2 separate regions of the Homo sapiens genome follow, and region 1 is linked to region 2. The links are chromatin loops, found by intact Hi-C in ENCODE. Cell type or tissue: heart right ventricle. All regions are shown on one strand. Links, peaks and the distances in the headings refer to the core of each region. The heading gives the core; the rest is flanking DNA. Region 1 has its middle 26 kb from the start of DLEU1-AS1. Region 2 has its middle 14 kb from the start of DLEU7-AS1.

Region 1 (16,063 bases), core at 5,463-13,462, 240 kb before region 2:
ATAAAAAAATGAAACATTTTACAGTTTCACCTCAATTTCCTCTCTCCTTTTTCCACAGAAACAAAAGGTGATTTTTCAAGGTCCCTATATCAGCATTATTTGACATCCTCCTATGGGCTTGACCAAATAACTGACCCAATCACTCATGAAGAAAATCAAAAATACTTTGATTTTCACTCCTCACCCTCAATTCCTGTTAAGTTAATGGCAAATTGTTTCTTTTTCCCATTTCTTTATTCCTCCCACCCCATGGGCAAAACACTGCTGCTATAAAAATAAAAACAGTGAAATTCCAGTCTTGACTAAATTTGGGAATTCTTGCACACATGAAAAAAATCTTTGTTTCTCTTTGTGGAAATTGGCAAAGTGAAAATGGACAGCTTAGCTCTTCTCACACTGGCACTTAGATTTACTGCAGAAGTTGAATTTTTAAAAGATTGTAAATATAATTATAGGGGAAAAAGTGTGGTTTATGTTTATCTCCACACCAAATTCCCTGTATGGAGATCTTTATAACAAATCTGCAGGATTCCTTCCTTTCTGGTCAAGGATGTAGGCTTGTAAGACCGGAGGCCTGTGCTCAGTGCCCCTTGCATGAAGACACTGTCTACTGTTGCTTAGCTCATCGGGTATAACGGAGGGTAAGGAAGCCTCAGACTGCCAGGTGACTGGATGACTAAGTGCATCCTTGAACCTCTGCTAAGATATCAACAAAACCCTCATGCAAACCGACTTTGGGGACTCTCTCCTTTTATTGGTCTCTGATATAAAATAGGTCTGGTTATATCTAGAAAACCCCATCGTCTCAGACCAAAATCTCCGTAAGCTGATAAGCGACTTCGGTAAAGTCTCAGGATACAAAATCAATGTGCAAAAATCACAAGCATTCTTATACACCAATAACAGACAAACAGAGAGCCAAATCATGAGTGAACTCCCATTCACAATTGCTTCAAAGAGAATAAAACACCTAGGAATCCAACTTACAAGGGATGTGAAGGACCTCTTCAAGGAGAACTACAAACCACTGCTCAATGAAATAAAAGAGGATACAAACAAATGGAAGAACATTCCATGCTTATGGGTAGGAAGAATCAATATCGTGAAAATGGCCATACTGCCCAAGGTAATTTATAGATTCAATGCCATCCCCATCAAGCTACCAATGACTTTCTTCACAGAATTGGAAAAAACTACTTTAAAGTTCATATGGAACCAAAAAAGAGCCCGCATTGCCAAGTCAATCCTAAGCCAAAAGAACAAAGCTGGAGGCATCATGCTACCTGACTTCAAACTATACTACAAGGATACAGTAACCAAAACAGCATGGTACTGGTACCAAAACAGAGATCTAGACCAATGGAACAGAACAGAGCCCTCAGAAATAATGCCGCATATCTACAACTATCTGATCTTTGACAAACCTGACAAAAAGAAGAAATGGGGATATGATTCCCTATTTAATAAATGGTGCTGGGAAAACTGGCTAGCCATATGTAGAAAGCTGAAACTGGATCCCTTCCTTACACCTTATACAAAAATTAATTCAAGATGGATTAAAGACTTAAATGTTAGACCTAAAACCATAAAAGCCCTAGAAGAAAACCTAGGCAATACCATTCAGGACATAGGCATGGGCAAGGACTTCACATCTAAAACACCAAAAGCAATGGCAACAAAAGACAAAATTGACAAATGGGATCTAATTAAACTAAAGAGCTTCTGCACAGCAAAAGAAACCACCATCAGAGTGAACAGGCAACCTACAGAATGGGAGAAAATTTTTGCAACCTACTCATCTGACAAAGGGCTAATATCCAGAATCTACAATGAACTCAAACAAATTTACAAGAAAAAAACAAACAACCCCATCAAAAAGTGGGCAAAGGATATGAACAGACACTTCTCAAAAGAAGACTTTTATGCAGCCAAAAGACACATGAAAAAATGCTCATCATCACTGGCCATCAGAGAAATGCAAATCAAAACCACAGTGAGATACCATCTCACACCAGTTAGAATGGCGATCATTAAAAAGTCAGGAAACAACAGGTGCTGGAGAGGATGTGGAGAAATAGGAACACTTTTACACTGTTGGTGGAACTGTAAACTAGTTCAACCATTGTGGAAGTCAGTGTGGTGATTCCTCAGGGATCTAGAACTAGAAATGCCATTTGACCCAGCCATCCCATTACTGGGTATATACCCAAAGGATTATAAATCATGCTGCTATAAAGACACATGCACACGTATGTTTATTGTGGCACTATTCACAATAGCAAAGACTTGGAACCAAGCCAAATGTCCAACAATGATAGACTGGATTAAGAAAATGTGGCACATAAACACCATGGAATACTATGCAGCCATAAAAAATGATGAGTTCATGTCCTTTGTAGGGACATGGATGAAGCTGGAAACCATCATTCTCAGCAAACTATCGCCAGGACAAAAAACCAAACACCACATGTTCTCACTCATAGGTGGGAATTGAACAATGAGAACACATGGACACAGGAAGGGGAACATCACACACTGGGACCTTTTGTGGGGTGGGGGAAGGGGGGAGGGATAGCTGTAGGAGATATACCTAATGCTAAATGACGAGTTAATGGGTGCAGCACACTAACATGGCACATGTATACATATGTAACAAACCTGCACGTTGTGCACATGTACCCTAAAACTTAAAGTATAATAATAAAAATAAATAAATAAATAAATAAAAAATAAATAAAATAGCTGTGGTTCATTTTATCCATACCATTCAACATGCTGAGTGGTGCAAGTCCCACTCTGTAATTTGTGTGTACATTTGTATACATATTTTCTTCTTCAGTGTTTATCCTTAACAAAATAAAATAGTTGTTCTAAATCTACAACGTTTCTGCATAAGCATAGCTAAAACACTGGTGAAAAGAGGAGCTGTGACCCACTCATATTCTAAACCCCCAAATTAAATCTCTTCTTTCCTACACTTCTCTGCTTTGTGACTTTTGTTTCTAATATCCACGTTAGAAAAAAAAGTTTAGCTGCCTGCTGGAGTTTTGGTGAAGCTTTTGGCCCTACCTTTAAGACATGGAGGGAATGTCTAGCATTCTTCACGGAAATGTGCCTGTGAGGAGCATTAACTCCTGTTATACAGGGAGAATAGCTAGCTGGTAGAGGTCTCAGGGAGAAATCTTGCCTATTGCTATTGAGGAGGCCAGGTCATCTTGATTTACCATTTTATGTCCCACCTCCCTTCCCACCTCTAGCCTCTCTTCTCCTGTGGTAGGAGGACTAATGGCCCCCTCAAAGCTGTCCAGGTCCTAATCCCCAGAACCCATGAATGTGTTACCTTACAAGGTAAAAGGAATTTTGCAGATGTTATTAAGTTAAGGATATTGAAATAGGGCCATTATCCTAGATTATCCAGGGGGCCCAATGTCATCACAAAGTACTTGTAAGAGGAATGCAGGAAGGTCATACGGGGAGAAGGCAGTGTGACAAGAGAAGCAGAGATAGGAGTAATGTAGAATGAGCATTTCACTGGTACTACTCATTTAGAAGAAAATTAACTTTGGAAATGTAAAAGTAATGATGAAATTTCTTGCACAAGTCATATTAAGTGCAAGGGTCTCAAAATCTTTCACAATAGACTATTATTAGAACCCTTGATATTTATGCTGATTTTCTAACTTCCAGCCTAGAAGACAATATTCTTCCCTCCATGGAGAATTCTGAATGGTGCCTGCAGGAGTGGAGGCTGGCCTGATGTTCCTCTTTCTTATTTCCTGTTTTTCTATGTTAATTGTAAGATGGCATTCCTTGTATGTGCGCCATTAAGGGACTTCCAGGACCAAAACCAGGAAAGTCTCAGGCAAACTGGGACAAGTTGGTCACCCTGAGTAGAAGGCAGAGTGTGAGGAGAGGACTTCTGTGAGGAGCAGAGAAAAACGGTTTGAAATGGCGATTTTGGAACTTCCCATGTTTTCCATAATTTCAAGAGAAAGCTGACATTTCTGAGTCCTTCCTGGCAGTAACCTAGGATATTTTTTCTCTTTCAGAGTTACAGAAGATGTACCATTTTCCATGTTTTTCCTTCTTTACCTTCATGTCCAGGCTAGAGAAGCACTGGATATGTATAACAATGGGAGAGAATTCCAGGTCAGAAAGCCAGCAAGCTCTTGACTAATGGAAGCTATGTGTCCCTGGCAGGAGAGGTACTTCCAGGGGCTCCATTAGATGATCACTGCCTGTCCACAGCCGCCAGCCCCTTCATGACAGCATACCATCAAGAGTTTTCTAAATAGGAGCTTTCCAAAAACAACACCACAAAGTGCATCCCTCTTCTCTTAGTGATTGTCCGTGGAGTGGCCAAGGGTAGACTTGGGTAGCAAGAGTATAATAACTTTTTATTTTTGGAAACAAAAAGCAAGTCTACTTATTGGCAGCTAAAATGCTGGCATAGGCCAGAGAGAAAAGTTCAGATTACATGGCTTTCCAATGCCCTTGTTTTTGTAAACCAACCCCTGGGGCAATGGCTTTGGCAAATCTCTCAGTAGTTGCCTTTGAGGAAATCTACCAGAAGTCTTATTCTTTTGTTTTGAAATGTGGATATCAGTTGTAAAAAAATGAAACAAAAAGCAATAAAATAAAACAATCCTTTCAGTGACCCTGAGCTTCCCTCTGCTCCCTCTCCACTCATCTCTGCACCCTCAACAATGTGGCTCTGTGGGGGACATGCACCCTTGATACTGTGGCCCTGTTGTTGGTGGGGGGGTGCCCCAGACTCCATGCCAGCTTCTCCCAGCCAGGCCTGATCAGCAGGACCCACAGCCAGTTATGAAGTCCTTTTGTTTGGAGTTGGGTTCCTGTAGAGAGTAGCCAGCTATCGCCGTGGTGATGTGGAGAAATCAATCTGGCTTCAGCTGTGAGATAAAGGAATTGACATAGTTAAGCTCCATTTTGCCATAAAATCATACAAATTTGAATTAGAGATTATTTAGCAGAATTCAGTTGAATTCCGAGAATAAAAAGTGATTAGCTCCTGGAATGAGTGGAAAGGTCACTGAGAATTAAAGGTCTGAGGTTCTAGTCTTGGCTCTGCTACTCTCCAGCCCTGTGAGCAAGGCCAGTCCCATCAGTCAGTTCTCTGCACTTCAGTTTTCTTCCCTGGTAAATGAGGAGGTAGGTGATGTGATCTTCCCAAAAAGTTTATTTATTTGGAGTACTCGACCCATTTACTTATTCAGTTATTCAACCTTTATTTGTACCTTCCAAGTATAAATTAAGTTTACAAACTTTATTGATGATCTCATTACTTAATTCAACATTAATCAGCATTTTTTGTGCTCTAGGCACTAACAGCTGGGTATACAAAGATACTGCCTGAACCCCTTAATGGGGAAACTGTGGAGAGTAGAAAATGAATTAATCACTTATGGTATTGTCCTTCTAAATATTACCACTCTTTCTAGAGGCATTTCAGATGTCATGTCTGTCACATGCTTTCATTTCCCTTTATGCTACCTTAGACCTTTTTATGTGCATCTAATGAAATTTTTCACATTCTGGCTTGCGTTGTTAGTTATTTATATTCCTATCTAATCTGCTTTTCTCAAGCCATGTTAACTTGAGGACAGGTGCCACATTGGGTCTCGTTGTTTTCTGTCTTCAATGGCAACAAGCATGGTGACTGACAATAGGTGCTCAATACATATTTGTTCAATTGCATCAACCAGTAGAATCCTCATTAATGGCTTTTTATTGTCTATGTCCAGTTGCCTTTGTCAATGGTGTGATCTTGGTGTAACTAAGGACAAAACCCTGAGACTCCGTCGAGGTTGGGTGTTCATCTGGAAGCCAGAGAGAAAATTTTCAGAGACGTGGAGGATTTTTTTTTCCCTTGAAGACAGGAAAACTCACATTATTAACCACAGAATTTTAAGAAGAGTTTCTTTTGTTAGCATGAAGTATTCTGGATTATGGCATATGTATTATGACACCCCTTCCTCATGGACACCAGGAATATTCATTGCTAATGGCTGGTGGTTTAAATTTCCCTTAAAACAGCTATAAATCTGGCTGCAGGTGAGAATTTGTTAAGGGCCACAGGATACTTTCTGAATCCCATAGCTAAGAGGTTAAGGGGAGACAGTCTTAGAATCTGCTAGGGAAACCCAGGAAACTGATATGACCTGGGCTGATGATATTGCACTTAGATGCACTAACTTGATACAGACTATTTTTAATGGGTTCACCTTAAGAAGTGGCAAAAACTATATGCTGTTGAGTGTCATGTGTTGGAGGAAAGCCTGCAAAATAATGGTACCTATTATTTATGGAATGCTTCCAATGTGCTAGATTCTCATTCCCTGTGTTATTCCATTGAGTCCTCACAATGATAGTGTTGGATTGGAAGGAGAGGAGGCAATCAATGCCTTACTCATTAGTAGGGGGTGGTTGAAATCTAACTAGTTGGTGTAGTCAGACAGTAGTCTCAAACAAAAATGTGTTTGTGCGATGGTTATTGGCTCCAAGATTGTCATTCAGATGATCTAGAATATCCTTATAGTAATTTTCAGAAGCTATTGATAGAAGTAACACCTGCCCTCAGTCCCAAACACTTAAATTCTGATAGAGAACTGTAGATTCCTGGGAATAGGCATGTGAACTTTCACGGTTCAAAAAAAATCACAGCTTGAAGCATTAGTGATGCTTGGAAATGAACTAAAGCAAGATTATCTTTAAAAATAAATATTACCAGCCTGAGACGCTCCAGCTGTGTTTGTGATAAAACCTTCTGTGTCTTTATCACTCCCTCCCAGCATGTTGTGTTGGAAATCTACCTGGGCCTAGAAGCAGGTTTTCAGCAAAGCCTCTGGAAGAGATGTCTTGGCCTGATTCACCCTTCTCCAAATGGATAGCTTTGGATTTACTCTGAAATCAGACTTTCGACCCAAATGTGCCACTGGAGTTGGTTTACTTTTGGCAAAGCAAGACTTCATGTTTTTCAGAAAACAGATTTAAAGAAGCTTAGACAAGAGACTCATGAGCTTTCTTGCACACCAATCAGTTCTTGCAAAATAGCATTTTAATTATTTAAGTGCAAGTGAATCAGAAACATCTGAATTAAATTTTCTTCAAAAAAAAAAATACAATTGGCTTTTGAAACCAAAGAGAGAAAGTGCTTGGTTAGCTAAAAACAATTTAGGTTTTGTGGTAACCCCAAAGTGTTTGAAAAACAATTTACATATTTGATGAGCTCAAAATGTCTCTGGATTAGGCCTTGTTCCCAGGATAAAATAGACAATAAATATAGACATTTAAAACAGGGTCATATTGGGTTCCATTTCACAGGATCTCACATTTGGTAATCAAAAGTTGAAAAAGCCTGTCCTTACTTTTTACACAGTACACTTTCAAAACCATTAACTCTTTTAAGAATTATTCAAATTTTGAAAATCTCTTATGAACTAGACTTTTTATGGTGTCAAAGTAGAATAACTAGTCAAACAATTTAATAACATTTTTATAGTTTCTTTTAGCTGAGTCTATCTTGTACAAAGGGCAAATTATTTCAGAAGTCTAAGAGTGTTTATGTCCTCAGAGAGAGCTGTGGGACTACAACACATTCTCCCATAAAAATGAGTCATCAAGATATTTTGTGGAACTTAGATTTGGTTTTATTCGTGGGAGATTCACCAAATTGGGTTGATTAGTTCTTGTTCATTAATTTGTGCTGTCCTTGCATTTTCTTAGCAAGCTCCTATTTAACCAGAAGTGTTTTCCATTTGATGGGAATAAATCCAGCCACCAAGAGTGAATTGAATTTCTGGCTGACCAGTAGTGAAGTTTAGGTAGAAACCAAAACTGGGAAATGACCATTGAAAGATAGTCACTGATCAAAAAGAACCTATCAACTGAAACTTGCCATGAACTGACAATGTGGTCAGTAATTTAATGTTGAGTAATTTAATACACTTAAAGCCAGAAGATTTGAATTTCTCTCTAAACATGTTAGTAGCAGGCAAATCATTTAGCCTCTTCCCCTGGTCTGTGAAAGCTCTGTTTGATTCTAGTGAATCAGAGAGAAAGAGCGACTGACACTGGATTCGCAGAGCAAAGAGAGATAGGATGCTGACAAGGTACAATTCTTCCATATTTACGTGTCAGTTTAGATTCTCTAATATTACCTTGGCTTGATCAGGTTTCTGCTACTTCTATCGAATCTTTATAAACTATATGCAGAGTCTTTTGTTTGAAGCCTGATCTTATTTCCTTCCAGGGTCTTAAAAATAGATGGTACAATTGACCCTTAAGCAACATGAGTTTGAACTGTGTGAGTCTACTTATACATGGATTTTTTTCAATAAATATATTGGAAAATTTGTTGATGATTTGCAACAGCTTGAAAAAAGTTGCAGACAAACTGTGTAGCCTAGAAAAAGGGGTATGTCATGAATCCATAAAATATATGTAGGTACTAGTCTATTTTGTGATTTGCTACCATAAAATATACACAAATCTATTATAGAAAGCTAAAATTTATTAAAACTTATGCAAAGAGACCATACATGGCACCATTTACAGTAGAAATATTTAAAAGTAATGATGCAGTGTTAAATCATAGCTGCATAAAATTAACTGTAGTACATACTGTTCTATTATAATAATTTTGTAGCCACCTACAGTTGCTATTGCAGTGAGTTCCCCTGCTGTGAGTATTCGCTTAAATGCTGTGTGATGCTAAGGAATTGTGTATCAAAGTAAAAAGTGATCTCTTTGGGTTCTCCTGTACATTTCATCATGTTTGGTACAATACAGTAAACCTTGAATCACACCATAGTGATGCTGGAAGTGCTCCCAAGAAGCAGAGAAAAGTAATGACAGTACAAGAAAAAGTTGAATTGCCTGACACATACCATAGATTGAGGTCTGCAGCTGCAGTTGCCCACCATTTCAAGATAAGTAAACCCCATGTAAGGGCCATAGTAAAAAAAGAAAAGGAAATTTGTGAAGCTGTTGCTGCAGTGACACCAGCAGGTGTGGAAATCTTGCACTTTTGTGAAATACTTTTAATCTTGTATTGAAAAATGTAGCTTTAGTGTGGGTGCAGGATTGCTATAAGAAAGTCATACCTATAGACTCTAATATGTTTAGAGAAAAAGCAATGTCATCATGTGACAACTTAAAGCAAAAGGAAGGTAAAGGATCTAAAGCTGGAGAATTTAATGCCAGCAAAGGATAGTTTGATAATTTTAGAGAGAGGTTTGGCTTGAAAAATATCAAGATAGTAGAAGCAATTTCTGCCAACCAAGAGACAGGAGACCAGTTCCCGTATGGTATTAAGAAAATCCCACTTGATCATGGTGGATAAGCTTTTTGATGTGCTGCTGGATTCGGTTTGCCAGTATTTTATTGAGGATTTTTGCATCAATGTTCATCAAGGATATTGGTCTAAAATTCTCTTTTTTGGTTGTGTCTCTGCCAGGCTTTGGTATCAGGATGATGCTGGCCTCATAAAATGAGTTAGGGAGGATTCCCTCTTTTTCTATTGATTGGAATAGTTTCAGAAGGAATGGTACCAGTTCCTCCTTGTACCTCTGGTAGAATTCGGCTGTGAATCCATCTGGTCCTGGACTCTTTTTGGTTGGTAAGCTATTGATTATTGCCACAATTTCATATCCTGTTATTGTTCTATTCAGAGATTCAACTTCTTCCTGGTTTAGTCTTGGGAGAGTGTATGTGTTGAGGAATGTATCCATTTCTTCTAGATTTTCTAGTTTATTTGCGTAGAGGTGTTTGTAGTATTCTCTGATGGTAGTTTGTATTTCTGTGGGATCGGTGGTGATATCCCCTTTATCATTTTTTATTGTGTCTATTTGATTCTTCTCTCTTTTTTTCTTTATTATTCTTGCTAGCGGTCTATCAATTTTGTTGATCCTTTCAAAAAACCAGATCCTAGATTCATTAATTTATGAAGGGTTTTTTGTGTCTCTATTTCCTTCAGTTCTGCTCTGATTTTAGTTATTTCTTGCCTTCTGCTAGCTTTTGAATGTGTTTGCTCTTGCTTCTCTAGTTCTTTTAATTGTGATGTTAGGGTGTCAATTTTGGATCTTTCCTGCTTTCTCCTGTGGGCATTTAGTGCTATAAATTTCCCTCTACACACTGCTTTGAATGTGTCCCAGAGATTCTGGTATGTTGTGTCTTTGTTCTCATTGGTTTCAAAGAACATCTTTATTTCTGCCTTCATTTCGTTATGTACCCAGTAGTCATTCAGGAGCAGGTTGTTCAGTTTCCATGTAGTTGAGCGGTTTTCAGTGAGTTTCTTAATCCTGAGTTCTAGTTCGATTGCACTGTGGTCTGAGAGACAGTTTGTTATAATTTCTGTTCAAATTTACAAGAAAAAAACAAACAACCCCATCAAAAAGTGGGCAAAGGATATGAACAGACACTTCTCAAAAGAAGACATTTATGCAGCCAAAAGACACATGAAAAAATGCTCATCATCACTGGCCATCAGAGAAATGCAAATCAAAACCACAATGAGATACCATCTCACACCAGTTAGAATGGCAATCATTAAAAAGTCAGGAAACAACAGGTGCTGGAGAGGATGTGGAGAAATAGGAACACTTTTACACTGTTGGTGGGACTGTAAACTAGTTCAACCATTGTGGAAGTCGGTGTGGCGATTCCTCAGGGATCTAGAACTAGAAATACCATTTGACCCAGCCATCCCATTGCTGGGTATATACCCAAAGGACTATAAATCATGCTGCTATAAAGACACATGCACACGTATGTTTATTGCGGCACTATTCACAATAGCAAAGACTTGGAACCAAGCCAAATGTCCAACAATGATAGACTGGATTAAGAAAATGTGGCACATATACACCATAGAATACTAGGCAGCCATAAAAAATGATGAGTTCATGTCCTTTGTAGGGACATGGATGAAATTGGAAATCATCATTCTCAGTAAACTATCGCAAGGACAAAAAACCAAACACCGCATGTTCTCACTCATAGATGGGAACTGAACAATGAGAACACATGGACACAGGAAGGGGAACATCACATTCTGGGGACTGTTGTGGGGTGGGGGGAGGGGGGAGGGATAGCATTAGGAGATATACCTAATGCTAAATGACAAGTTAATGGGTGCAGCACACCAGCATGGCACATGTATACATATGTAACTAACCTGCACATTGTGCACATGTACCCAAAAACTTAAAGTATAATAATAGTAAAAAAAAATAAAAATAAATAAATAAAATAAATAAAAATAAAACTTTAAAAAAAGTTATCTGAAAAGGAAAAAAAAAAAAAAGAAAATCATTGAAGAGAAAGGATATCTGCCCAAGTAGGCTTTTAATACAGACAAAAGTGCCCTATTCTGGGAAAAAAGAAAAAAAAGCCACAAAGGACATTTATTAGTAAGGAAGAGAAGTGAGCACCAGGATTTAAGGCCAGAAGGGTTAGGCTAACTCTACTGTTTTGTGCATATGTAGTCAAGTTTATGACCGGGCTGCTCTTATCCAGAAAGTTGCCAATCTCCAAGCCTTGAAGGGAAAAGATAAACACCAGCTGCCAGTCTTTCGGTTGTACAACAAGAAGGCCTGGACAACGAGAACTCTTTGTCTGGATTAGTTCCAACGATGCTTTGTTCCTGAAGTCAGGAAATACCTTGCCAGTAAGGGAGTGCCTTTCAAAGTTCCTTTGATAATGGACAATGCCCCTGGCCACTCAGAGCCTCATGCCTTCACCATTGAAGGTGTTGAGTGGTCTACTTGCCCCGAAGCACAATGTCTCTAATTCAGTCTCTAGATCAAGGAGTCATAGGACCTTTAAGCCTCATTACACATGGTACCCTTTGCAAAGGACTGTCAATACTGTGGAAGAGAGCCCAAGAGAACATCATGAAGGTCTGGAAGGATTACAACGTTGCAGATGCCATTGTTGTTATAGAAGAAGCCATGAAAGCCATCAAGCTTGAAACAATAAGTTTCTGCTGGAGAAAACTGTGTCCAGATGTTGTGCATGACTTCACAGGATTTATGATGGAACCAACCCAGGAAATCGTAAAAGAGACTGTGGATAAGGCAAAAAAGGTGGAAGATGAAGGGTTTCAAGATATGGATCTTGTTTCTCCAATTATCCAATTCTATAGCTAATAGACACCACACCAGAGAAATTAACAGAGGATAACTTGATGGAGATGAGTGGTTCTGAACCACTGCCAGGTGATGAGGAAGATGACACAGAAGCAGTACCAGAAGACAAATTGACAGTTGACAGTCAGGCAGAAGGGTGATTATTCAAGACTGCTTTTGACTTCTTTTACGCATGGACCCTTCCATGATATGGGCACTAAAACTAAAGCAAATGGTGAAAGAAAAATTGGTACCATAGAGAAACATCATTTTTCAAGAAATGGAAAAGCAAAAAAAGTCAGGCAGAAATTATGATGTCTTTCTGTAAAGTTACACCAAGTGTGCCTATCTCTCCTGTCGCTGTCACCCCTGTGGCAGCAAGACTAACCCCTCATCTTTCTCTTCAACCTACTTAAAATGAAGATGAAGATGATGAGGTTGGAGATCTTAATCCACTTAAGTGGACTACTTCCACTTAATCAATAGTAAACATGTTTTTTCTTCCTTATAATACATATGTACTGTATTTTATACTGTATTTTTATAAGAAAGCGCAAGCTAGAGAAAAGAAAATATTATTAAGCAAATCATAAAGAAGCAAAAATATTGTCTGTGTAAGGAAATGTAAATAGAAATGTGTTATGTGGACTTCCCAGGAGTTCTTTAAAGGAAGCTAATGGAGAAGAAGGGGCTGCTCTTTCCTAGTTGCCTTTCTTCCTTCTTCTGGCCTGAAACTCCAGCAGCCTTTTCGAAACATGAAGTGACCTTGAGTATGGGGGCCAAGTACTAGAGTGTTGAAGTTTAGAAGCCTAGGTCTCTGATGGTACTGTGGAGTAGCTTCACCAACCTTGAACTGCTTACTCATAATTTGTTGGGTTTTTTCTCTTAACATGAGAAGAAAATTTCTATCTTGTTTAAGCCACTGTTATTTTGGAGTTGTTTATTCCATGCAGCCAAACTATAGTCAAACAGATACAGGATATGTTAGGGATTCTCATCAGGTCCTATAGGAGTTGAGAGCAGAGGGGCCTCAGCAGGAGGCAGGAAAGTCTCTCCAGAGAAGGAAATCCTTGAATGAGTCCTGAAGAAGGAATGGCAGCTTGTCGCAAGGACAAGGTTGGGCAGAGCAGGAAGAGTGATGCATGTTGAAGTAGTGGTCAGAACGGGGATCTGCTGCAGCCTTGGGAGGGAAAGTACCATATTCACAGAGCAAGTTAATTACAGATCAAAAGAAAGAATTCCAGACTTGCTCGATGCTCCCTCTCTTTCTAGCCCTATATCCTCCATGTCAGTTGGCTTTAGTAATCAAAATATTGAAGAAAGTTTAAGATGGCCATGAGCACTCTACCCTGGCCTGAAAATCTAGGTGCTCTTTAAAGCAAGGAAGCAAGCAAGCAAGCAAACAAAGAAAGAAAGAAAGTAAGTAAATAAAATATTTGCAGAACGCCTGCTATGAATAAAACCTTGTACCAGATGCTGATGAAAAAGTGCCTAGGGGATATTAAAAATGAATTAAATAATTCTTGCTTTTATGGGGTTTCATTCTAAGAGTGAGGATGACATCTGCACACATAATAAAAAAGTAAACAAAGAAAAATTGCAATGGGGAATGGGAAAGTGTTGAGTGTGGATTGAAGGGAGGTGGCTTTTACCCACAAGGGTCCAACTGAGAGCTGATGTTTTAAAATTTCATCTCACCCGTAAGACTGAGAGGGATTTCCCAGGGTCTGGGAGCAGAAATCAGAGAAGCAGTAAAGTGGAGGATGTGATAGCTCTAGAGACCACCCTGTAGCACAGTGATGGATGATGGCTTGGCTTCCAGGGAATAAGGTAAGCATGAAAGCCTCTTTTGTGAAAATAGGCTTAGAGAGACTTGCTTATAGCTAGAGGATGCTTCTAGGTAGGAGATGATGCTATGTGCAACCTACATGCAGAAAGATGTTGAAAGAGAGGTCAAAGTTAGGACATGGAACAAAAGCCCTGGCAAAATTCAAGCAGACCTTGACTTTGGGAGAGCCTGGAGCAGACTAAGTAATTGTGAAGTCAGCTGGCCATGTCTCCCCAAAATACTCCTGGTATTTGCTTTTTGTGGTCTGGGATGTCCCAGACTCAACAGGGAACAAGATCAGAAGAAGAAAACAGTGACATTTGTAGCCAAGTATGAGATGAATTTCAGTAACTGGTATATAGTAGGAGAAGCCCAAGTATAGGGGGAAAAAAAAGCATTTATGCCGGGGCTGGGATACCAATTTCAGAAGGTGACTTATCTGAAAATTTATAGGAAGTGCAACAAAAATTTGGTTTTTTTTAAGTCATGGTGGAATGGTGGAGAAAAGATGAAAGGTAGACATCTGCTTTGCTTCATATGCCAAGACACAGCCCTTTCTGCTGCAGGAGAGGACTTTCCAGATCTACATAGTGGTTGGGGGGATAGGGTAGAAAATGAAGATAAATGTACCAACATATCATTTCCAGAACAATTTTATATCCCAAGAAAACTCTGACAGTCTAGGCACCCCCGACTCCTGCAGGAATAATAATGTTAAGAGATTTATTGCTTAGAGGAATGTCTCATATGAACGGATAGCTTTAGGAAAGACAGAGTTTCAGGGTACAGCTTCAGAAGGAGACAAAGCCATGCCTTAGGGCCCCAACAGGGCCTTTGTGGCTTATAAGGTTCCTATGTTTTGGGCCAGGGCCAGCACTCAACCCAGAGCTGTATTGACCCGGGCATGGGATCCTTTGCTTAGAACATGGTCCTGGACTCACCAGAAAATGCTTTTGTCTGAAAGAGCAGAGCCACCAGCATGGGATCTATTGTGGGTAGAGAGACAACCCTCATGTTCCAAAGAAGTTAATACAAACTATATATTGGTTTGCAAGTCAGAAGAAAACACTGCTAGCATCCGCTGTTGCTCTCCCCTTCCCATCTTTTGTCTATGAATATATCAAGGTATGGTGGTTTCATGCATGGATTCTGGAACCAATCTGGATTCTGCTGCCTGCTGACCGTGTGGCCTTGTGTAAGTTACACAGCTTTCCTTGGTCTCAGTCCCCTCCTTTTCAAAATGGCCTGTGTTAAAGGTGCGTGCGTGTGTGTGTGTGTGTGTGTGTGTGTGTGTGTAGGTTTTGAAGTATTTCTAGTTGACTCGTGAGAATTATTTGTCTATTAAGAATACTAATATATTGTCTTCCAGAGGCAGGGTTTTCTGCCACTTAGTTATTTGTTAATGACATTTTCGATATATAGACATTTTAATTCTTTATGTAATCAACTTTACTTTTAGATTTATAGAATTACTTTTTGCCTAGCAAGTTTTCTCCATCCCAGTAGAAACACTTGTATGCCAACTTTATAGGATCATTTTTACATTTAACTTTGTAATCCATTTAGAGATTATTTTTATATAGTGTATAAAGTTCTAAGTAGTTTTTTAAAATTTACTTAGAATAGTTGAATAATTCATTATTTCTCTATTAGTTGGTGGTTCTTTATCAAACATTAAATTCTAATATATAATATAATCTGTTTTTAGCCTTATGATTCTTGCCAATATCACATTGATTAATTAAAATAGTGCTATAATATATTTTAATACTTGGTCATGTAAGTCTTCTGGATTACTTTTCCTTTTCAAAATCTTCTTACCTGTTTCTGCTTGTTTATATATTCAAATGAACTTCAGATTATTTTATTTCTAAATAAATCTCTATTGAACAAAGAAATAATTTTAAAGTATTCAGTCTCCCATACAAAGACATGATCTTTCCTCTTTCTTACCATATGTTATTAAAGTTAAATTTTATTTTATAGGTCATGCACATTTCAAGATTAATCAGTCAACAAATATTTAACTAGTGTCTGCTGTGAGAGTCTGCAAGGCTATTTCACTTTTGTGCATGTGCATGTGCAA
Region 2 (16,063 bases), core at 4,774-12,773:
AAGAATAGAGCATTTATCACCAACACTTGCCAAATGTTCTCAGGGAACAGAGAGATAGAAATACAGGTGTGGCCATGGATATTCCAGGCCCTTTATTCTATACTCTCATTATCTAAAGGCAGCAACGCCTTTAAAATGACAGAACATACTGGCCGCCAGAATAGAAGGAAACCACTACTCATAATTGCTTGAACAGACTCTAGCATAAAGGACCAGCATTAAGATGAAAATTAGGTGGAGAAACTCCAGGCAGCCATCGTTTTGAAGCAGATCATGGTGGCAGAGATTTGGCAGAAGGAGACTTTCGTGTGACATCATTTTGCTTGTGTGGTTTTACTAATAAGACTTTGATGGGTTCAAGGTTCTAGAAAATACCTAACTCTTGGACTTTACATGGGCCTGAACCCCATCATCAAAGAGCCTGATTTTTACCCATTCTGGTTTCTCTCTCTACCTGTGTGGCAAATACACTTGGTTCACCATATGCCATATTCATAGATAATCACAAGACTCTAAAGAAATGACACAGCAAATTATGTAATTGCCCAGAAGTTTCCTTGCCTGGTTTTTGGTTGTTTTGTTTTGTTTTTTAGTTCCTGAACACATAGATAAGAGCTAATTTGTATACGTGTACTATACAACATTAATACAATTTACCATGTAGGTTAATCCAGAACCTGCCACATAGTAGCAGCTCAGTGCATATTTGTTAAATGAAATAAATACTCGTAGGATTCAGCAGGAAGAGAAATCCAGAACAGTTAAGAATGGAGAAAATTGCTCACTAATACATGGTGGGTAAATACAGGACTTCCCTGGAACCAGACTTCCTGAGTGAGAATCCCAGCTTTACCAACTGAATCTCTCTGTCCTTGGGCAAACCCCATAATTTCTCTGTGCAAATGATAATTTTCAAAATGGAATTTTTAGAAAACATAAAATCCTTTATTTTTTAACTCTTTGTGTGAGTTAAAAATGAATGTTATGACCCTCAAAGGGCATCTGAGGAGTAAGGATATTTACAGAAAATTTAACAGAGAAATATTAGGATAAGATTGCCAGGTTAGATATAATCTGGGTAATGTCCAACATGCCATAAATCACTGAGGTTCTCGGTTTCCCTGATGATAAATTATTTGTAAATCTGCTGGACCAAAGTCTTCAAATTAACAAGTGACTTCCTTAAGCCTTGGAACTTTAATCAAAGTTGAGTGATGAGGTAAATCAAGGACATTATTCAAGAAAATCCTTGAGTGGCCTTTTCTCTCCTATGATATTGAAAGAACATGTCTCTCACCTTTTAGCCTTCGTTTCAAGTTTTGGATAATTTTTCTGGCATCACCTTCCTTATTATGAGGATAAAATGGGTTAACATAACAAAAAGTCCTTAAAACAGTGCCTGGCGTTTACTTAGTAAATGCTGTACTGACTATGAGTTTTCCTGGTGAGGTCAGGCCTGCTTAATAATGCCCAGGAGGGGATTTAAAACACAAAGCTCAGAAATGTTACTGTTAGCATTACTTCTCCAATCAACAGGGACCTCCCACTGTTAAATCAGAAGAGAAATGAATAACATTGTCTGCATTCTCTGTTGTAATTACTAACATTTAAAGTAGCATTTGGGGTTTCATATCCCATGACTCTCAAAGGGAAATGGAACACCAGCATGTGTTGGGGGCAGGGAGATAGCAAAGATGGAGCAAATCAAAGGGCGGCACCCCTCACTGGCCATATCAAATCCCTGCAGAAGTCACCTGAACCACCTCCCACTTGCCATCCTTGCATCTTTGCTGACACCTCTTGCCCCAGGTGTGGAAACAGCTTCCTCACTGAGCTCCCTGCCCCCTGCTGTTCCTACTTTCCATTCATTCTCCACTGGTCACCAGACCTACTGCCTAAAACATGGATCCAATCATGTCATTCCCCTGCCCTCCCCCCCACCTTTAACAATGACCTACTACCTACATAGCAGCACCCAAGACTCCCTGCCATCTATCCCCACAGACCAGTTCCACCCCCATCTCCCCGATGGACTCTGTGGCCTCACTCTCCACTCATGTTGGACCACCCAGCTCAGCGCCTTCCCTCTGCTCATACCCATTGTCCACGTCTCCTCTTCACAAACCCATATTCACTCCTCTCTGACTCACTCTGATGGATCCTCTGCTGTGAAACCTCCCCTAAGCCCAAGCCAGTAGCCTACATTTCCCTCCTTTCCACTCTCACAGCTCTGTTCGTGGCACAGCAGGCGTTTCCCCAGCACCATAGGATTCTCCCACAGTTAGATAATCTGATAGCATCTCTATCTCTCAACTGTGACTCCTGAGGGCAGGGGCTGAGTTCCACCGGACCTCGCATTTCTCAGTCTCTAGCTGTGTGCAGGCTCTGTCCCCAGCCTTGTAAGTATTCTCTTAACCAACTCTCTTGCCTTATTCCAACACTTATCCTGGTTGGAGCCTGGCTAGACACCCAGCAAACCAATCTCCTCACCTCTCAGGGCTCATGGCTGGACCACATTCCTCAGCCTCCTCTTAGAGAGGGGGTGGAAATGTGGGCACCAGTTCTGGGCTGGCCTGTGACATCTCCCAACACATTCCCCCAGACCCTCCTGTGCGTGTGTGTGAAAACACTGACGAATAATACCAAGGCTGTGAAAGAAAAGGTTGAAGTCAAAAGAACAATTCCTGGCACTTAGCAGAAAGAACCTCATTGTCGAGGACACTCTAAATACTGAGCCTCCATCAATGGCTGCCTACATCTCCAACTCCAGGGCTTCAGAAAGAACACAGAGCAACCACTCTGTCCTCTGTGTCCTAGAGTGACAAGCAGAGTGAGACTCTATCACTCTTCAAGGAGCCAAGAAATGAAAATATTACAAGGGAATAAATATTTCCTGAGAGGAAAATAGCATCAAGGGCCCTCGCCTGGGATGTTCAAATGTGGAAGTGATTCATAGGAAAATCCCTCCCACAGAAATGATGAGAGATGCTAGGTTAAGACTTCATCATAACAGTGAGTGATGTTTGGGAGCGGGGAGCAAAAGCTGGCATCCTCACGGACACCCTTTCACCCTCACACCCCTGGGACTGTGAAAGTAGCCACCACACCAACTGCATTTTATTTTCAGCTGTAAACCCAGAGCGGGAGCCTGGGTTATATCGAGGAAAGAGCAGCTTCTAGGAAGTCCGCAGCCGAGTGAAGTTTATTTTCCCTCTGTATGGCTGTAAATAATGGCTTCAATTTTGGAAAACATACATCTGGAGCATCGTCGTATTGCCAAACAGAGCCTCGTCACAACACAACAACAGCATCCAGAAGGTTGTCTGTTTTCTGCATGAAACATTGCTAGAGGGTGCTCAGTGTTTCGGAGCTCGGTGTGTGCGGAGTGTGGACAGCATACGTGCAGGTTAGCATGTTAATTCTCCAGTTGCAACCAGGAAAGGACGCGTGGGACACTGGGGTCAGAGTGTTGGCCTAAGTTCCCGAGTTCTTATGTTGGTTCTGCTGCTGCCCGTGCTCCTGAACAACCCATGTAACCTCTCAGTGCCTCAATGCCATTCTCCAGATGATGAGACCTACACAATGCAAACATTCAGTGTGAATGTTTCTTTTTCTTTAAGAAAATGGAACTTGACATACTAGATAACTAAGCCCCATAAAATCTTCATCACAAGATTCTTGAGAGCAGGAAACTCATGGTGTGTATGAAATAGAAGTTGATTTATTTAAATATGTATATATGTATACACACACATATATTTAGTGCACATTTTCAGGAACACAATTGTTTTCTACAGAATAGTACTTTTCTAAGTTATATGGCCTGTTAGTGCTTAATCAATGCCTACTTGATTGCAAGTCACCTTTAAAATATAGAATAACATGTTACCTAAACAGAATACATCATCATTATGAAATTATAGAATGTTAGCCCTATAACGGACCCTGGAAATCGTTTTGTTCTAACTTTTCATAGCATCTGAGGAAGCTAAAACCCAGTGAGGTGAATTACTGCCCACTTCAAAACATGTCTGCATGTCTGCATAGAATTTTTCTTAATGTTAAGGTCTGATCAGGTAAACTGAAACTAAACAGCAAGTCTTTCCACAAGTCTTTGTTTCCCAGAGCCACCTTTTTTCTCTTTCTTTCTTTCTTTCTTTCTTTCTTTTTTTTTTTTTTGGGACAGAGTCTCGCTCTGTTGCCCAGGCTGGAGTGCAGTGGCGCTCACTGCAACCTCCGCCTCCCAGGTTCAAGTGATTCTCCTGCCTCAGCCTCCCAAGTAGCTGGGATTACAGGCACGTGGCACCATGGCCAGCTAATTTTTGTATTTTTAGTAGAGATGGGATTTCACTATGTTGGTCAGGCTGGTATCGAACTCCTGGCCTCAAGTGATCCACCCTCCTCGGCCTCCCAAAATGTTGAGATTACAGGCGTGAGCCACCACACCCGGCCTCCCAGAGCCATCTTGTCACATGATTATTTGTATGTCCATTACTATCAATATCTCTTTCTTTTGTTAAAAATAAAAATAAAAATAAAAAGATCTGAAGGGGGAGGGAGTTGTGTGTGAGAGAAGTTTGTTTTCCTTCTCCCAAATCCTTTTATATTTTTTTCATGACACGATGTGGACTTTGAGGTGCCCTCTCAGGCCCGCAAGGATATCCTGTGAACCAAAGTAACACTCTCCGTTTAAGGAGACCCCCGCTGCTTTTTCATGTTATCTTTGAGGCATTCTCCATGGAGTCTGACCATCATTCTTGTTCAGAGACAGCTCTGAGGAATCCTCGGTCTCTCACACACACTGGTGGAAAGGAGGCATGTCTGGGGAAAGTTTGGAACAGCCAAGCTGGGATGGTTAGTCTGTGGGATGCGAGGGGTGTGGGGTGGGCGGACAACGTGCTGGCTGGGGTAGGAAGAGGACTCTGTTCAACCCAATGCTGTATAAACTGTCAATAACTCCATTTTCCAGGTGAGACAATAGAAGCCAGTCAGGCTTCCTGTAGAGATTAGCCACGGATGCTCTCTCGAGGTCCTGGTGCATTCCCGAAGAACAACCAGGGCTGAGGCTTTGTGCTCTTTAGAAAAAAGTGTTCCTTCCTCAAAAAAAGTTTAGCATGTTATTGCCCAAGCTGAATAAGCTCACTTCGGCTATACCCAAAGAAGGCAGAAAAGGTGGCAGGGAAGGGGACACGGCTACCTTCTCTCAGAGCAGAATGAGGTGATTCTGGACGGTGGCTTGTAAGAAGACCGAGTGGGCGAGGGAGGGAGGGAGGACACAAAGGAAGAGTCCAGGGGCTTTGGCCCTGGGGTTCCAGTGCCAAAATTCACCATCATGCATCCAACCTGTGGGCCTGTTAATCACACTCATTAAAGAAACCTATGAATACCATCAGGTTCCAGGAGAAACCATTGCTTCATAGATGTGTCCCCTGGGCTTGGCTGGGCTCTTCTCTGAGCAATGTGCAGGGTCAGGCAGGGTTGTACACATGCAGGGGCACCTATGCTTTCTCCTGCTCACACACCCAACACCTGCCCAGTGCTCTCCCACCCGCTTCATGCCCCTGACAGGAGGTGACCATGTGAGGTTCAGGGATGTGGGTGGTGAGACTTGGGCCTTCAGCAGCTGCAGGTGGGTGAGAAAAGCCACCTTGGTGGCCTTCTGGGTCTGGGGAGCAGTCGGAACAGGGTAGACTGGACACATGTGTATGTGTTGGTGACAGTGTGTACGTGTTCTGGGCCACTCTAGGAACATCCAGAATCTCCCCTTACCTAGGACATCACTCTGGAAACATCCCCATCTCCCCTCACCTCTCCACCAGGCCAGCTTGCAGGGTCAGAGCCAAGTTTTGTGGAACCTAAAAATTACCCAAGTGAAGGACTCAATCTTTAAGGAAAAATCCTCCCAAAATTATGAATACAAATTGGCCTGAATGTAAACATCTATTTAAAATGAGAAAAGAAACCACAGCAAATGACAATTTTAAAGATCTGACAAAAACCAAAAAAAATCACAAAATCCAGAAATGTATTTTTATTAGTTAAGAGCCTGACGCCTTTACATGTTTTCCACATTTTCTTGGCTGCTCTTTGATCACCTTTTCCTATGACAGTGATACGGTAACAGCATTTTTTTACACAAAGAAATAGAATTGAGCTTCAGTCTTTCCTTCCAAGCTGAAAACTTACCACTTCACAACTTCTTGTTGGCAATCTCTTACATTTTTTTAGGACTGTTGTCAAATCTGGGGAAAACTCTATCAAGTTTCTTTCATACATGAGCTCTAGGATTTAAGGACTTTTCAAGTTTTCTTATATATTAACTTCTAAATATTCTTTAAATTGATAACACTCAGAACCAGTGTATTATATATCCTATTGTAATGGTGAACATGAGTTTTCTGTTTTCTTCATCGATGCCAGTATTTTGTGTCAAATCAGTAGGAATATCTTTGCAATGGCTCATGTGATTTAGTCTTCTCTTTAATTGAATTATCAAATAATTCAAGAATCTACCCATTACTTTTGTCCAACATTCCATCCTGGAAGATATTTTTACATAGGAAATATATTAGCTCAATAACTACAGAGAAGTGCCTGTGAGTCTCATAAACATACCTCATAAACCCAAACAAAATGAATCCCCAATGCAACTTCCCTTTAGCTATTCCCTAAAATGTCCAGCACCCCAGCACGACTCCACACAGATAGGAGTATGCTGGGGGAAGACAGATTGGAAAGAGACAGCAGTCCTAACTGAGTGTCTTATTTTTCTTGGCCTAGTTTTTCCTTCTACTATCTCTTCTTCTCTATTCACTTCTCTATTCACTTCCGGGAACTGAACTTAATCAATCAAATTTAACTCACACTTGTTAATGGTGTGCGCACTGTTTTTTACGTCATTCCACTGTTGATAAGGTGTGCAAGAACTGAATATGTTCTTTGGGTCCGCACTCAAATATCACCTCCTCAGAAAGGCCTCCCTTACCCAATCAATTTAAGCCAGCCCTTTCCTCCCTACTTACTCTCTTCACATAGATTAGTTTGTCTTCTGGTTTTTGGGTTTTCTTGCATTCTTTGCTCCTCTTTTTTTTTTTTTCCAACTTTAATTTTAGAATTAGGGTGTACATGCACAGTTTCGTTACAAATTATATTGTGTGATGCCGAGGTTTGGAATATGAATGAATTCATCATCCAAGTACTGAATATAATACCCCACAGGTAGTTTTTTTCAACCCTTCCCTGAATCCCTTCTTCCCATTTCTAGTAGTTCCCAGTATCTATTGTTCCTGTTTTTTGTGTCCATATGTACCCAATGTTTAGCTTCCGCTTACAAGTGAGAACATGCCATATTTGGTTTTTTGCTTCCACATTAATTCATTTAGGATAATGATTTCCAGATGCACCCGTGTTGCTGCAAAGGACATGATGTCATTCTTTTTTTTAATGACTGTGTAGTATTCCATGGCGTATATGTACCACATTTTAAAAATTCAGTTCACTATTGATGAGCAACTGGGTTGATTCCATACCATTGCTATTGTGAATAGTGCTGCAGTGAACATACATATTTTCCTTTGGGTAGATACCCAGTAGTGAGATTGCTGGGTCAAATGATAGTTCAACTCTCAGTTCTTTGAGAAATCTCCAAACTGCTCTCCACAGTGGCCGAACTAATTTACATTCTGACCAACAGTGTATTAGGGTTCCCTTTTCTCTGCAGCCTCACTAACATCTGCTATTTTTTGACTTTTTAACAAAAGTGATTCTGACTGGTATGAAATATCTCATTACAGTTTTAATTTGCACTTCTCTGATGATTAGTGATGATGACCATTTTTTCTTACGTTTGCTGGCTGCTTGTAGGTCTTCTTTTGAGAAGTGTCTGTTCATGTGCTTTGCCCACTTTTTAATGGGATTGTTTGTTTTTTGCTCATTGACTTATTTAAGTTCCTTATAGATTCTGGATAATAGGCCTTTGCCAGATGCTTAGTTAGTGAGTATTTTCTCCCATTCTGTAGGGTGTCTGTTTACTTCTTTGATAGTTTCTCTTGCTGTGCAGAAGCTCTTTAGTTTAATTTGGACCCATTTGTCAATTTCTAGTTTTATTGCAATTGCCTTTGAGGACTTAGTTATAAATTCTTTGCCAAGGCTGATATGGAGAAGCATATTTCCTAGGTTTCTTCTAGGATTTTTAGAGGTTGAGGTCTTACGTTTAAGTTTTTAATCCATCTTGAGTTAATTTTTGTATATGGTGGTAGGTAGATGTGCAGTTTTATTCTTCTGCATATGGATAGACATGGTTTAGTTTTTAAACAACTTGTAAGTATTTGAAATCATCTAGTTGATTTATTTACTTGCTTATTGTTTACACTTTGACTTTCCCTTTGTATTCACCACTGTATCCTAGCTCAACGATGCCCAGCCAAGCACAGGTCAATAGATATTTGTTGAGGGAATGTGTTACACACCCCAGGCCCTTGTCGTAAGAGTTTACATTTTTAAAAAAGTTGAGTAAAAAGACTTTTTTTTTTTTTAACATGGAGTGTTTGGTCACAATAATGATGGCATTACAATCATTGTGACATTCAAGTCCAGGTCATCAGAGCAGGATTATGTCCTCCCATTTTACAAAAGGGGAAGCTGAAAAATTAACTTGCCCAAAGCCACACAGTTGAATTGGAGCCAAATTGGACATAAAATTCAGGGCTTCTGACTCCTATTCCTGTGTTCCACTTACTACTTCAGGTTGCCAGGCTGCCAATAGCATCTGGTGAAAATGTTTAAGTTTTTTAATATGAGAATCATGGCTGACTTGCTACTTGTACTTGTGCTGTGAGTTGGAAGACATTGGTAGTTGTAGTAGATTTGTTCTCAAAAGAGAAGAGCAGGTGTCCTTTACATGTTCTCATCCAACTTCACAATAACCCTTGATGTAGGCATTATTGAGCAGTTCCTTTTAACTGAGGCTCAAATGATTAATTTGCTGAAGTTCACAATCAATGTTAAATACAGGATTTATACCCAGATTTACTTCAAATGACTTTTATACATGAGATTAAAGGTCCACATCTGGAAGCTGGCTGGCTAGGTTGGAAATTAAGTATGTAGTTATCATACATGATAAAATAATAAAATTATGTGATTATATATTATGTATTATATAAATACATATAATTATATATTATTACAACAAAATTACTTGGTGACGGCTAGGCTGACATGTGATCTCCATCTAATTAAGAATTAAATATTCTATTACTGATGGGGTTGGCTTCAAAAACACACAAAATGGCCCCAAGGTGTGAAATCCTTGGCTTGTTTTGGGAATTACCATGATTAACCAAAAGCTAGAGGTATACTAGCTCATATTATCTATAGGAGATCTATAAGTGCTTTCATAGAGAAGGGGCCAACCCTGGAAAAGTAGCCTCTGGTCAGGGGTCATATATTTTTTTCAGCCAAACAGATCCTCTTGGGCTCCAGTGGCCTCCTCCCCAACTTTACCTGTGAGATCAGGGATTATAGCAAAAGGACAGAAGCAGATTCACCTTGAACTCATGTCCATGCACGTCTCCAGAGTGGTCCAGTATCTCACCTACTCTCTCAGGCAACAAATGCAGTTGATGATAAAGGGGAAGACAGTAGAAATGTAGCCCCTGACCTTGGTTCTCTTCATTCCAGCAAGTTCTGTTCCCTGAGAGAGCAGTGGAGATGATGTGAAAAAGGTAGGCTGAGGTTAGATTGGGAAGGACATTGTATGCCACAATATGGAGTATGACATTTATCCTGTTTTTCTTCAATATTTCTAAATTTAAACTGTACTTCAGATTGTTAAAATATTAAAATTCTCTACCTTGAACCATTCAATAATATATGTATGTTACACATATTTGTGTTTCTATTAAATTTATCAATTAACAGTAAACGTTATTTAATATTATTTTTATCAGCAAGCTAAAATGTTAACTCACACTGCGATTATTTTTATAGCAAACTGCAGAATTGAGATTAGGTACATAAACTGGAAATTAAAGATAATTAGTATGATTAATATTAATGATCTCTACCCACTCATTTTTCTATCCTTGTGGTTTAAAAAATGGGACTGCAAATATGTTAGGGCAATTGAGTCAGAGTATGATTTTTCTTATGCATCAGTAGACACTTTTGGCCTAAAAGTTTTAGGAACTACGTACTTTTCATAGCAAAAGTTATACAATTGTGACTCAGTTTACCATTGCTCACCAGTACCTGTTTTCCCTTTTTTCTCAGCATACCACCAGGATATATATAATATTCCCCCCTTATCTGAGGGAGCTATGTTCCAAGACCACCAGTGGATGCCTGAAACCCTTAGAGTACTGAACTCTATATATTTTATATTTTTTCCTATACTTACATACCTATGATAAAGTTTAACTTATAAATCAGGCACAGTAACAGATTAATAATAACTAATAATAAAATGGAACTATTATAACAATATGCCAGCATCACTAGTCTTATGCTTTGGGGCCATTATTAAGTAAAATAAGGGTTATTTGAACACAAGCACTGTGATCCCACAACAGTCAATATGATTACCAAGAAGGCCTCCAAGTGACTCACAGGTGAGGAGCATCTATAGTGCAAATCTGCTAGGCCAAGGGAGGATGAACGTCTTGGGGTGGGCCTGGGCAGGATGGTGTTAGATTTCATCATGCTACCAGAATGGCATGCAATTTAAAATTTATGAATTGTTCATTTCTGCAATTTTCCATTTAATCTTTTTGAATTGCAGTTGGCCACAGTTAACAAAAAACTCAGAAACTGAAACCAGGTATAAGTGGGAACTGCTATAGTCCAATTAGAAGTGGTCATGTGACTCCACTCCCACTCAGTCATGTGACTGAGCTCTGGCCAATGGAATGTGAAAGGAAGTGAGGTGTGCTACTTCCAGGCCTGCTTATGAAAACCTCTTATGTCCAGTCCTTGCTCTTCCACCACCCTCTGACTGAACAGTGAGGTTTATGAAGACCCTAATAAGAGCAGAGGCATCAGATAGAAGGAAAACGCATCCCTGAGAGAGACCACTTGGAGTGGATCCCAACACCCCATCTGACCTGCACTGAACTGTGTTGTGAGCAAGAAGTAGAATGTTTTGTGTTAAGCCACTACAAATGTGGGGTTGTTTGTTAATGCAGTTAACACACTCTAACTAATACATTGAATAAAATGTGCTATAGACAAGCAGAAGGAAAATTCTGCAATTGAAAATGAAGATGTATCACAGGTTTTGAAACAGACTTGATGCATGATCAGATTTGAGAGGATGTAAGATCCGAACGTGGAGTACATTGGATGGAGTTGGTTGTTCTGGGACAAATAGGGTAGGAACGTGAGTGCAGAGAGTAGGTCTAGAACCTGGATTCAACCCAAGGGAAGTAGTTGGCATGAAAAAGCGTGCTGGGATTCATCCTCCAGGAAACTGGGGCCCAGTGGTAAGAATCACAGCCTGGAGTCCAAGGCAGGAAGCTCAGACACTGAGGGAGTACGACATAAGGGAGGAAACTCAGCCAAAGTCAATCTTGAGAGAAATCTAATCTTTTTCTGGGACGTGCTAATATAATAAGGGTTCCAGACACGGGAGCCTTCTATTGCACTTTAAAGCTTCAATCACCAAGCAGCACGTACAAGAAGTGTTTTTTCTTTACAAGCCCTTACATTTTAAAGAAGAATCAAAAACATTTTTTAAGTAGGACTAGGAAATGGAAAAAGAGTAGATGTTAGTTTCTTCATTGTAATGTTTGAAAGCATTCTTGTGTTTTGGTAGGTCTTGAACTCAATGGCAATTGTTTATTCTCATGGCAGGAAAGTATATGAAAAGATTAAGGGTGTTTTCCTGCTTAGATCTTTAGGCATATAACTAAGGAAAATGGACAGAGATGCAGATTCACTTATGTTTGCAAAATGCGGAGTACACTGAATATCCCTTTGGTGTCACATATTTTATCTTGCCTAAAAATTATTATTTGTTCATTCACTTAAGTATAGAGCTCAGATTCTGTGCTCCCAAATCTGCCAGAATTTAATGGGGGCCACAGAGAAATTGTAAGAACGTACTATTGTCCCCTATTGTTAGGAACATTCTTCATTTAGCAAAAGTTGATTTAGCCCCTCTTCTGGGTCACACTGTTTTGGCTTAGGGAAACATATTAACTAAGAAGTTCACAGTCTAACAGATGGGTAGATGAAGAATTAAGCAATTGTACAGAAGAGCAGATTTCAGAATGCCATTGTAATAGGTGGCACCACCAAATAGGCCTGGTTCACATGTCATTCTGCAGGTGGTATGCCATTTTGGACACCTTGATGGCAGTTGTCTATTCACTCTACCTGGCTCTGCAACCACTCATTAATATTCATAATATGATAACTAAGGAAGTCATTGAAAGTGACCTAACCCACATGAAATGAAATGTATATTTACAACTCATTCAAAATAAATAGCACATATATGTGTACAACACAATATGGGTGGCGCAGTCACAAACCTGACTGCAAACTCAGTTGTGCAAAAAATTAAACTTTTAATATTTTTGGTTATTTACTTTAATTTTTACGTTAAGTTCCCTTTGTCCAGTGGGACATACACTGACACCTAGGCAATTTGTGATGCCATAGACGTTCAAGGTGGCATGGGGACAGGGCTAGGAGTCCAATGCCTTCAGTCCTTTCTCACCTGATGATGCCAGCTCCCATTGTTCCATCTCTCTGGGTCTCCACCCACAATCCTTAAATCATGTGTGCAGGGCCTTGTCCAGCCTGGGGACTCTTTGTACTATATTTGGGCTGTTCTTGAGCTCATGCAAGCTATTTGGCTGCTCCCAACATGCAGTGAGGCAAGAGAAACTCTCTGAGGCTGTCCGGGTCTCATGTCAACCTCCAGGCCACTCTAGAAATGATAAGCAGGACAATTCCGCTGGTCACTCCCTGTATCAGAGTGCTGGAACCTCGAGGAGACTGTCAAAGCACTAGTGCACACAGCCATTGCTCCTGGAGCCTTCTGTATTCTGGAACCCTGGTTCCCCCTAGCTCTTGGGACCCACTCACCTGTGTGGGCCTCCTTCCCTCCTCACTCCACCTGCAGAAAAGGCATGCCACTGTCCAGGGCTTCTTGCTTCTCCTCCAACTCTCCTCTTTCACCCAAGCTGGAGAAGCTTTATCTTTCTCCTGGAAGTGAGGATCTTTGCTCCGAATTTTCCCTGCCTTTCCCTGGGTTATGTTTTTGAAACCTCAAAAGCCAGAACAGGGTCCCTATTCTCTGCTTTTGATTAATACATCCTCTCCCTGAGTCAGCTAACCACAAACAATGAGCTTTGCCTTGGTTGGGGTAGGGCAGTGGACTGGTGAAGAAGTAACAGTTTTATCCTCCTACACACATGCACACATATATGCATATTACAACCTTCAAATAACACAGAGATAATCACAATCTGGACTCACTGCAAGCCCTTCTTCATTAATGCATTGATACAATCCTCAGCAGAAATGGCCGTGTAAAACACCCTTGCCTTGTTCCTATGTGGATTTCTTGTATTCTATTGCATTTCACGGGTTTGTGCTATTTGCTGATCCTGTTCTCTATTCCACTTTGGTCCATGTCTCACCTTCACTCCAGCCGGTTGGTCAGATTAGTAACTAACTGCCTTGTAGCAAAGTGATTTTTATACAGACAATTGTGCGTCTCTGCAATTGTAAAAAGCTTTGACATTGTAGTTTAGATTCTAAACTCTAGATCCTTTAATAACAGCATTTCTGTAGCACCAGCAGTTTCCATTCCTAGTTGCTACTGTAGTAGCAGGTCTCGGGCACATGCAGAAACTTAGTGGGGCTGCCTTAAAATGGACTCTACAAGACGACTGCTACAAAATATCTTTTCCTCTCTTCACTATTATGGAAGGGAGTGGTATTATATTAGGACCCTCTTGTTTGTGGGCAGCAATTACAACTTTCTATTTAGATACTTCTCTTTCCTCTGCTTATGTTGGAGTCTTACTCTGTGATTGCTAACTGTATTGCATTGTCTTCATTCTCTCAATAGCAACAGTAGAAGTTTTAGATTATCTGTCCTGCGTTGCTGAAGATTTGCTGCATAACTACTGGATGTCCACATATATGTGTGTAGACACTATCAAACTGTACACAGAACTCTGGGGGTATGGAGAAGGGAATGATTAATTTTGCCTGTGAAGAAAGATTGGCAAGGGGCATTGAAGGCTTCATGCAGGAGATGACATTTGAACTAAGTTTGCAGAATAAATAGAATTTCAGCATTTGGGTACGATGCCTCTGCTGAGGGTGGCAGATTAAGAAAGCACAAAGAAAGGAGTGTGACAAATAGAAAGTAGTGTAAGAAAGGGCAAAAGAGAATAAAAGCTCATGGTATGAAAAGGACAGAGGTGGCATCTGGAAGTTAAAGCACATAGTACTTGTATCAGAAGAGTCCTATCTATGGCTAATGCTCAGCCCGGTTGACTGAGTGTAAAAAATAGATTTAAAATATTCAAAAATACCGACAAAATGTAAAACAGAATACCAAATTCAGAAAGTGGGAAAGCACCCCTTCCCCTTCAGTTTCAAAAAATACACTTTGTATATCTGAGCTTTGAACAGGAACCACACCCTGAGGAATGAAGGGGCCTCCTCACTGAGGATAATTTTAAGTTGCTAATTGCTACCTATACCCCCTGGCATTAAACAAACAGAGCTGCCTTCACTCCTCCTAGGCTGCCCTTTGAGGAAGAACATAAGCATCTAAAAATAGAACCTCAGGGGTTTTCCCGCACATTAAAACTTCTGCCCATCCTCCCCTCCAGCCAAATCACGTTAATCATGATGAAGACCAAAATAATCGTGCTGAATGAATGTCCAGGAGCTTAAATATTTGCTTTGGACAAATACTCTGCTTGGTGCTTTATACCCTAAATCCTCGAATTATGGAGAGGAAGCTTGCAGCCCTTAGGGAGAAGAGAGAGGCGAGGTGAAGAAAGTACAGAGATTTCAATGGCCTCTTGGACTTTTCTGTCTCCTTATGTTTTCCTGGTGTTTTAGTGGTTAGTTTTGCAGCATACAGTGCTAGGCTCTTCCCTCACACTTTATGTTTCCCCATGTGGACAGTATCTAGAGATTAATAAGGAAGGCCCACTCTGAGAGTGACCACTAGCAAGCCAGCAGTGGGGCTGACTCTCAATTTGGAATGAATGTTTGAAGAGGCTTTTCACATTTCATAGAAATGAGGATTGTGACTCTACAGAAAAAGTTGTTGTCTACAAGAAGGTCCCTTTACTCTTGGGAAGCAACTTTAGCTGTCCTCTCCTTGCTTTTTCAAAACTCGCTTAGCTAATAAAGAGACCAACATGCTCATCTTGGATCCCAGTACCTCTCAGTGGAGAGGAATTTGGGAGGGGAGTCGGTTTGAAAGGCAAAGTGAGCTCTCGGTAGCTGAAGCTGCATAACTACACCGTCACCCCTCCATCCACCTGCTCCCAGTGCAGCAACCCTTCCTGAGGTCGCTTCAGATGTTTTCAGCTATTCCAGGTGACCATTCTTTAGCAGCACGGAGCTGTTGTTCATACTTCGAAGTGTCATCAGCCCCACATTTTCATTTTTGAGTATCCCTTTTCTGAGCAGAGACCGGTCTACTGTGGCAACATAATGCATCCAGTTAAGGCAAGAGATTGACGACTCAACACTGACCTCCACTGGTTGGCATGGAAATACCTAATCCCTTTCGTTCAATGCCTTGGCCATTTTCACGGGGTGCACAGGGAGCCCTCAGCACCTTGCACTGCACTGTTGGTTGAGATTTTACATGATTTTAAATTACCTTCCAAGGAGCATATATGTAGATTCTGGAAAACTCTGATCCAACATTGAGACCTCAGCGCGCCCTTGTACCACCACAAACCACAACATCATTTTGTTTACACCAAGTTAGGGAGTTCAAAGTTGAATTCATGAGAATCTGAGAAATCTATGTCAATCTGTTTCCATGGTAGTGTTATTAATGACTATTCAATTG

The links. Hi-C counts contacts between places; a loop is a spot of excess contacts. Peaks named below come from ENCODE experiments on the same cell type or tissue, not always from the same donor. Only the 100,000 strongest peaks of a DNase experiment are listed, where the experiment ranks them.
Region 1: it touches region 2 in a loop (2.7-fold over the local background); 5 of 110 quality-filtered maps call a loop at or near these places.

The regions. Positions count from the first base shown.
Region 1 is chr13:50,545,034-50,561,096 of GRCh38, forward strand. No RefSeq gene overlaps it. Among named protein-coding and RNA genes, the nearest start is that of DLEU1-AS1, 26 kb to the left of the region's middle. In heart right ventricle, for the core only: no CTCF peak of the experiment used is centred there; no DNase peak of the experiment used is centred there.
Region 2 is chr13:50,785,781-50,801,843 of GRCh38, forward strand. It overlaps a transcript of DLEU7 not described here. Among named protein-coding and RNA genes, the nearest start is that of DLEU7-AS1, 14 kb to the right of the region's middle. RefSeq lists enhancers at 15,466-15,515, 15,586-15,685. In heart right ventricle, for the core only: no CTCF peak of the experiment used is centred there; no DNase peak of the experiment used is centred there; H3K27ac peaks cover 998 bases.